Regions from separate parts of the Homo sapiens genome. Here regions 1 and 2 are each linked to region 3. A link is a contact called in ENCODE Hi-C or POLR2A ChIA-PET data. All regions are on one chromosome and are shown on one strand. The core of a region is the stretch at or near the end of the contact, and the rest is flanking DNA. Distances in the headings are between cores, read along the strand shown.

Region 1 (2,700 bases), core at 39-2,538, 3.1 Mb after region 3:
GCAACCTCTGCCTCCTGGGCTCAAGCAATTCTCTTGCTTCAGCCTCCCAAGTAGCTGGAATTACAGGCATGTGCCACCACAGCCGGCTAATTTTGTACTTTTAGTAGAGATGGGGTTTCGCCAATTGGCCAGGCTGGTCTTGAACTCCTGACCTCAAGTGATCCGCCCACCTTGGCCTCCCAGAGTGCTGGGATTGCAGGCGTGAGCCACCATGCCCAGCTGGGAGAAGCTTTAACCTGGATTCAGGAACAGAGGTAGGAGAACCTAAGATCACAGGCCTCATCTGACGTGGTCATTTTGCACATACTTCTTAGCTTTTTGGAGATCTTTTCATTTTGTTTCCATCTTAAATAACCTTTTCCCTGTGGAGAAGGTGCCTTTTTTGGAGAGAGCCATTAAGATTCTTTTATCCTGCTGCCTGCCTGAGTATTCTGGGAATCCTACAAGGATTTGAGGGAGCCCTTGGGATTCCAACCTAACAAATTAGTTTTCTGTAATATTGTTCTAGTCCATTTAGATTGTGTAAATGATCTAAATGGTGTAACCATTTAATATCAAAAGTATAACAGCATTTAAGTCAGCTTTTCGAAGAAACTTTTATTTTTTAACTAAAAACAAACTTTTTTTCAGAGACAAGGTCTCACTATGTTGCCCAGGCTGGACATGAACTCCTGGGCTTAAGACATCCTCCTACCCTAGCCTCCTGAGTAGCTGGGACTGTGGGCACACGCCACCATGCCTGGCCAAAGACACTTTTTTATAGCTCTGCCTGCTGCTATAACAAGTGTTCCTAAATACCCATGTACATCCTATATTATTAGATTTCCTCAACTCTGGTTAGCTATGACTGAAACATTCATGCCATTGCAGCCAGTGCCCTGGAAAGCTATAAGCAAGTCTTAAGACCTGTGATAAGGGCTGACTTGCAAGCTAGCTGCCATCCATCTTAATATCTGACGAGCCCAGTCATGTTGGCTGTGTTTAATTGATCCATTTCCTACTTGCTTCCTCAACCCAGAGGCCAAGGGCAGCACAAAAGGATAGTGAATCTAAATGTCTCCAGTTTTTTGAGGTATAGGAATCTCCTATGAAGTGGCAGACCTTTGAGAAATAGTATTATGAGCTGTTCTGTTTTGCTGTGGCTTTGGAAAACCTTTGGATTCCTCTACTGAAAATTTGTTTGAAAAAAAAATCTTTTTAATGAAACAGTGTGAGTCATAAAGCAGCCACCACCCCTTCTCATAATAGCATTTCTCACCAGGGGAATTTTTGGTAGCTGTTGGGGGAGGGATTTGAGTAGGTTGTGGATGATAAATCCCTTGAGGGGAACATAACCAAAGGCTGCCATATCAGAACGCTGGTGCTTTCCATGCTGACACCAAGCCCTGAATTCAAAGTGCAGGACAGCAGAATAGAACAGAGAAGCCTGTGCTCAGTGAATTGCTGCAGTAGCATGACCAGTGAGACTGGAGTTTCAATTAAAACACCGTTGTAGTGTAAAAGGATCATGAGATGGAAGGAGGCCTTGGGTTAGAGAGCCAGAAGCCATTTATAGGCAGAACATCAGCTTTCTGGATTAAAGGATGGCTGTGGACCTAATGATGAGAATCTAGAGGTCATGGGGAATTTCCTTACTGTCTGTGCCCCCCTTTTCCATATGGTCAGCTTGGTGCTTGGCACTGATCATGGCACACTTTACAAAAAGTGGATTCATATAAGGTCGTCTGTGCTCTTCTAAGATTTTAGGTCTAAAGCATTTAGAGTGGCGCCCAGAGGAGACGCCACCCAGTCAGCCTCCTTGTGGCATAGTGAAAATGAAACATTTAGGGATACTGAGAGCTTAGAACAAGCCAGAATTATGATATCAAATCTCAGTTGCCTGTCTTAAACTTTTCTGCCAACCTAGCGTGAGTTTTAGCTGTTTTCAACTTCATTATTTACAGTTTCTCGGGACTCATGTCTGAACCACTATCTTACATAAGCTACAGACGGGAAGGGCTGAACGGTTATTAGAAATGTGTTAAGATTTGCTTTCCTTTGGAGAGTCATGGCCTGTCTTCTGTGTTTTCCTGGCTTTGTACTTTTCTTCAAAGCCTGTTACCGGTTCCAGGTCTCCAGAGCTCAATAAAGGGGAAACAGGAAGTGAGCATTTGATGCATAAGAGCCAGCAAAACATAATAAAGGGCACAGGCATGGAACCAGGAGAGAGAATTGTGGGAGTGAGTTTTCTTGAAGGCATCAGTTCTGTAGGATTAGAGATACATCCTTCAACAATGACTTTTAACTCCTTCAAACAAGGAAAAAGCAATTAGGAACCTCTGTTCAGAAAGGACCAATTTTTCTTAGGTTATATAGTAGAGGTTCAACACTTTCATATGACAGCATACAAGTAATTATAAAGTATCTTTTGCCTAAGGAGTTCAGAACACAGAGAAAAGTGATGATCACCTTTATAAAGGAGTAAGAATTACTTCTCTGTCTCTTTACTTGAGGGCCCACAGGGTAAGTCTTATCATGAGTTCCAGCCTGGAGCCCTGACTCTTACTTTTTCTGTCCATTCAATTTTTTTTTTTTTTCCGAGATGGAGTCTCACTCTGTCGCCAGGCTGGAGTGCAGTGGCGTGATCTCAGCTCACTGCAACCTCTGCCTCCCGGGTTCAAGCGATTCTTCTGCCTCAGCCTCCCGAGTAGCTGGGACTGC
Region 2 (2,700 bases), core at 145-2,644, 3.8 Mb after region 3:
AAAAATACAAAAATTGGCCAGCCATGGTGGCACACGCCTGTAATCCCAGCTACTCGGGAGGCTGAGGCAGGAGAATCGCTTGAACCCTGGCAGCGAAGGTTGCAGTGAGCTGAGATCGCGCCACTGCACTCCAGCCTGGCGACAGAGCGAGACTCCATCTTAAAAAAAAAAAAAAAGAAACATCATTTCTCTTTTCTTTTTCATTCAGGGTCTGGCTCCGTCTCAGTAACTCCTTGGGGAAAGCGATGGAGAAGGGCTCGCTCACGCAGCACTTCTGGCAGTCCCTGAAGGACCACTACCTCAAGTCTCCCAGGCTGGAGTGCAGTGGCACGACTTCAGCACACTGCAACCTCCGCCTCCTGGGTTAAAGCGATTCTCCTGCCTCAGTCTCCCGAGTAGCTGGGATAACAAGTGCGCGCCACGGGGATTAAGCCCTCTCGTATGCCTCTGGAATGGTACTATGTACCATCTTCCTAGCAATGATAAAACACTCAATTACCTGTGTTCTGTGGTTCAAATGGGGAACGCTAATGAGAATATAAGACAGCCAGTTAAAGGGTGGCTAATCCTGACTTATCTATGTTAACCTACATACTCCAGGGATTTGGGAGTGGTTAACAAAGATATCAGGCTGAATTAAGATGGTCTCTACTGTTAGACGTTGATCACTTAATACTCACAGGTATCTACTGAATAACCCATACGGGTAGATGCATGACAGTTTTAGAACTGATCCCTTTTAATACATAACGTTCAGAATGACCTTAGTGAGGCCCAGAAAATTTTGAAGGTCTTTCTGAAAAGCTAGGGTATTTAACATTTCTCCAACTTCCACGTTTACTGAGTGGCTCAACAAAAGAATGCATTTCTCAGAAAGGAGGATGAAGCTAAGCAGGAAGTTTCGCTTTTCTTTTCTGATAACTCTTAGTTCTCGTCCTAGTTCCTCCTCCACAGTCTCTTAACTCTAGGAGTATGATAGGGAGCATCCCGCCGGTGCCAGCTGGGAACGGGGAGCCGGCGTGCCCGGGGTATCCCGGGGTACGTGGTCTGCAGGGCGCAGCCACCACGTCTCAGCATGTGCGTACCCACGAGAGCCGGCAAGAAGGCCCCGGCACAGCAGCCTTGGTGGGAACCTCGCGGCGCTTCCCAGCCCAGACTCTCCTACCGCAAAGGCTTTAAAGACTCGCAGCGACACTCACTTCTTGCTCAGTTTCGGCTCGCTGCCATCCACTTTCACCTCGGCCGCCTGCACGGCCGCCATCTTCCCGGAGGGCCCGACCCAAAAGTAAGGAGGATAGTACGTTAATTTCCAGGTCAAGGTGCGAAGCCCCACCTCTTCCGGGGGAGAGGGGGCGGGCACTCTCGATGCGCCGCGGCTGCTGCTGCGCAGGCCCAGTGCTGCGCTTCGCGGCAGAGGCGTCTGCGGTGACAGCTCAGTCAGTTGAGCTCTGTGTGCCAGGCGCTCGCGAGGGGGTAGCTCTTCTAGTAGTGCTCGGCGTCAGACATGGCGGAGGCGATGGATTTGGGCAAAGACCCCAACGGGCCCACCCATTCCTCGACTCTGTTCGTGAGGGACGACGGCAGCTCCATGTCCTTCTACGTGCGGCCCAGCCCGGCCAAGCGTCGGCTGTCGACGCTCATCCTGCACGGCGGCGGCACCGTGTGCCGAGTGCAGGAGCCCGGGGCCGTGCTGCTGGCCCAGCCCGGGGAGGCGCTGGCCGAGGCCTCGGGTGATTTCATCTCCACGCAGTACATCCTGGACTGCGTGGAGCGCAACGAGAGGCTGGAGCTGGAGGCCTATCGGCTGGGCCCCGCCTCGGCGGCGGACACCGGCTCGGAAGCAAAGCCCGGGGCCCTGGCCGAGGGCGCCGCGGAGCCGGAGCCGCAGCGGCACGCCGGGCGGATCGCCTTCACGGATGCGGACGACGTAGCCATCCTTACCTACGTGAAGGAAAATGCCCGCTCGCCCAGCTCCGTCACCGGTAACGCCTTGTGGAAAGCGATGGAGAAGAGCTCGCTCACGCAGCACTCGTGGCAGTCCCTGAAGGACCGCTACCTCAAGCACCTGCGGGGCCAGGAGCATAAGTACCTGCTGGGGGACGCGCCGGTGAGCCCCTCCTCCCAGAAGCTCAAGCGGAAGGCGGAGGAGGACCCGGAGGCCGCGGATAGCGGGGGTGAGGAGGCTGAGCGCGGGGCCTCGCGGATATCTGCGCGGGTGGGGTTGGGATCTTTCTCCTGGCTGCCTGGCGTCCATCTTGGCATCTTCGGTAGCAGCGCTTGGCCCCGCCCCCTGTTGACATCCGGGTAAATTTGCACCATTTTCTTGCCTTCTCGCTCCCTTGTTGTTTATTATTGTTCTTTTTTTGCGATGGGTCTCTGTTACCTAAGCTGGTCTGAACTCCTGAGCTCAAGCGATCCTCCTGCCTCGGCCACCCAAAGTGTTGGGATTACAGGAGTGAGCCACCACGTCTGGCCTCTCGTCGTTTTTATTTTTTAATTTTTGAGTGGGGGCTCGCTCCGTCGCCCAGGCTGTGATGCAGCCGCGCGATCACGACCTACTGCATCCTGGACCTCCTGGGCTCAAGCGAATCTCCGGCTTCAGCCTCCCAAGTAGCTGGAACTACACTCCCGCGCCACCACGTCCCGCTAAATTAAAAAAAAAATTGTTGTAGAGATGGGGGTCTCGTTGTGTTGCCCTGA
Region 3 (2,700 bases), core at 60-2,559:
GCAGGGAGCAGATGACTTCCTTCTGGAGGCCCCTTTTTCTTTTTTCCCTTTTTTTTTTTGAGACGTTTCGCTCTTGTTGCCCAGGCTGGAGGGCAATCGCCGGATCTCGGCTCACTGTAACTCGAGAATCAAGCGATTCTCCTGCCTCAGCCTCCGGAGTAGCTGGGATTACAGGCTTGCGCCACCATGCGTAATTTCCTCTTTAGTAGAGACGGGGTTCCTCTGTGTTGGCCAGGCTGGTCTCGAATTACCGACTTCAGGTGATACACCTGCCTCGGCCTCCCAAAATGTTGAGATTACAGGCGTGAGCCACCGCACCCGGCCCTTTTTCTTTTTTTCTGTAGCCTAGGCTGGAGTGCTGTGACGTGATCACGGTTTACTGCAGCAGCGACCTTCTGGGCTCAAGCGATCTTCCTGCCTCAGCCTCCCGAGTAGCTGAGACCACAAGTGCTCACTGCTGCTCCCCTAATTTTTAACTTTTTTTTTTTTTTTTTTGTAGCGATGCGGTTTCACTATGGTGTCCAGGCTGGTCTGCAACTCCCGGGCTCAAGCGATCCTCCCGCCCCGCCTCTCAAAGTGCTGGGAAGGTCCCTTCCAGGCTTAAGCAGCGATAATGGTTTTCAAGTTAAAAACAAAGGTAACCAAGGAAAAAGTTTTCTCTGAATACCGAGATAAATTAGGGAAATCGCCAGAGACTGTGGTGCTGAGGAAACACTACTGAATTATACCACACAGACCGGAGCGATGCTGGTCCAAAGGGCAACCGGACGGCTTAAAAGCGGGGCGGGGGAACGCTTAGAGCCCGTAGAGGGACACGGAGGCGCTGGGTGAAGAGTCAGGGATACGCAGGCTTCGAAACCCCCTCGGCCGCTCCACCCAGGGGGAAAGTCCAGCGAAAGGCGGCAGCAGATCTTAGGGAGCAACTCCCGGCGTCAGAGAGGCGGTACTGGCAGCCGGTTATGGAAGAATCCGGAACCAAGGCACTGGGCGCGGTGAGGCCGTGGGCGCAGAGTCCGAGAATCAACAGCTGTGGCTGGCCTCCCCGCGCCCAGAGCGAAATTAAGGGCATGCCCCCAGCAGCTGACTCAGTCGGCGTGGCGCTTCCCCCAACGTCTGCCGTGCCCCCGCCGCGGGAAGTAGTCCCCGGCCGCGCCGACTCCAAAGGAAACCGAGGGAGGGTGCCCCGAGTCAGCGCGTGGGTCCCGGCAGCGGCGATCGCGCAGCCAATCCCTGGAAAGGAGGGCGTGGCTATATCGGCCCCGTGGATCCCTCCGCCCGCGCTTGTTGTGCTGAGGCCGAGGGAGTCGCCATTTTGGATGGTGAACCCTGAAGTCGGTGTCTGCTGCGTTCACGGCAGGATTCGGTTAGGTGAGTGTGGCATCCTCGGCGTCAGAGGTCTCTGTCTTCCTCTTCTCTCTGCGCTCCTGATTTAGCGGTCTCTAGTTAGCGCTAGGGCCCGGGATTCAAACGACTTCGGAGGGGGCAGCTGAGGAGAAAGGGAAGGATAGTGGAAGTGGGGGTCAGACCGGAGGTCAGGCCCTCGAGGGCCCGCGGCGCAGGAGGCTGCCCAGGCCTGGGTGGGGGGCGTGGCAGGGCCGCGAGCGGGTCGGAGGCCTCTGGTCCTGGATCCTCGAAGCCCCTTAACTTTCCCCTAGTCTTCCTGCCCCGAGGTGTGTCTTCCTTGGGGCGGAAACGCCGCGGCCTCGGCGAGGGCTCCTCGGCGACACCCCTACCCCGTCTTTTCTGGCCCGGAGAGACTTCGGGAAGGTCAGAGCTTCCAGTGCCGCGAGAGGCGGATGCCCTCCAGTCCGGGCCGCTTCCACCGGGCGGGGTGGCCTCCTGGGCTTGTTCCTGGGTTGGGGGAACGGACTTGGGTCCACTTTGGCCTGAGAAAATTACAATTTCTTTCGCTGAAGTAAGGAGCGGCCTCTGCCCGCTTTCTCGGATCCCTGCGTGTGTAGTGAGAGGTCTTGGAAGGATCCTTGCGCCTCTCCTCTTTGTTTTTCTCGGTGCTCTTCTTCCGGGGTGCTGGAGGTGACCTCTTGGAACTCAACAGCATAAACTTTGAGGAGGGTCGGGACCCAGGAGCTGTAGGTTAATTACAAAAGACACTGTCTGTCGTAGTAAACTTAAAGTCTGGTCTTAGATCTTTAGGGGAAACTTGAATTTTAAAATTATGTGTAATATTTTAACTTTTTATTATGGAAAATTTCAAGCAGACAGGAGTATAATGAATTCTCTCATCCAGCTTCAAACACGATCAACTCATGCCTAATCTTGTTTTATCTATACCCTTCCTATGTCTGTATTTTTCTAATTTAATAATAGTTGAAATATATATGTATATATTTCCCTCTCCTTTCCCAGTAGAAGCCTTTTGGCTTTTGTACCTACAAGCCAATAGTTTGTGGGAAATTTGCTTCCTCAGAACTTCTGGGATAGGGGGACTTGGTAATAGTCATTAGAAGATAAAACTGGCCAGATGTGGTGGCTCACCCCTGTAATCCCAGTACTTGGGGAGGGCTAGGTGGGATGATCACTTGAGCTTGGGAGTTGGAGAACAGCGTGGGCAACATAGCAAAATCCCGTTCTCTACAAAAATAAAAACAGCCAGGCGTGGAGGCCCGCATCTATAGTCCAGGAGGCTGAGGTAGGAGGATTGCTTGAGCCTGGGAGGTGGAGATTATAGTGAGTCGGTAA

Evidence for each region. A loop is a pair of places that touch in the nucleus more often than their neighbours do. ChIA-PET counts read pairs that join two places held with the same protein, here RNA polymerase II (POLR2A). Pooled maps may share reads with other maps.
Region 1: a pooled map shows a loop between it and region 3 (4-fold over the local background). The contact joins the enhancer-like site here to the promoter of IST1 in region 3. A Hi-C loop is called at or near these places in 2 of 50 pooled maps. POLR2A ChIA-PET finds 5 or more read pairs at or near these places in 2 of 52 experiments (HEK293T and activated CD4-positive, alpha-beta T cell).
Region 2: a map of naive thymus-derived CD4-positive, alpha-beta T cell shows a loop between it and region 3 (6-fold over the local background). The contact joins the promoter of TERF2IP here to the promoter of IST1 in region 3. A Hi-C loop is called at or near these places in 1 of 168 maps with a recorded cell type or tissue (naive thymus-derived CD4-positive, alpha-beta T cell) and 11 of 50 pooled maps.

The regions. Positions count from the first base shown.
Region 1 is chr16:75,010,788-75,013,487 of GRCh38, forward strand. The region is part of intron 1 of ZNRF1 (zinc and ring finger 1); the gene reads left to right. Among named protein-coding and RNA genes, the nearest start is that of ZNRF1, 13 kb to the left of the region's middle. RefSeq lists enhancers at 1,033-1,142, 1,453-1,542. Within about 2 kb of position 1,289, at least 14 of the 41 ENCODE cell types and tissues checked have a DNase peak (open chromatin) inside an H3K27ac peak, as active enhancers do.
Region 2 is chr16:75,646,379-75,649,078 of GRCh38, forward strand. TERF2IP (TERF2 interacting protein) reads left to right here and starts at 1,395. Exons shown (of 3, transcript NM_018975.4): 1 at 1,395-2,174. The coding sequence starts at 1,505. KARS1 (lysyl-tRNA synthetase 1) reads right to left here and starts at 1,287. Exons shown (of 14, transcript NM_005548.3): 1 at 1,200-1,287. The coding sequence starts at 1,261. RefSeq lists enhancers at 1,140-1,319, 1,359-2,316, 2,250-2,519, 2,317-2,700 and a silencer at 1,820-1,939.
Region 3 is chr16:71,894,222-71,896,921 of GRCh38, forward strand. It overlaps IST1 (IST1 factor associated with ESCRT-III), which reads left to right and starts at 1,310. Exons shown (of 10, transcript NM_001270975.2): 1 at 1,310-1,368. It also overlaps a transcript of ZNF821 not described here. RefSeq lists enhancers at 698-1,207, 1,085-1,650, 1,378-1,567.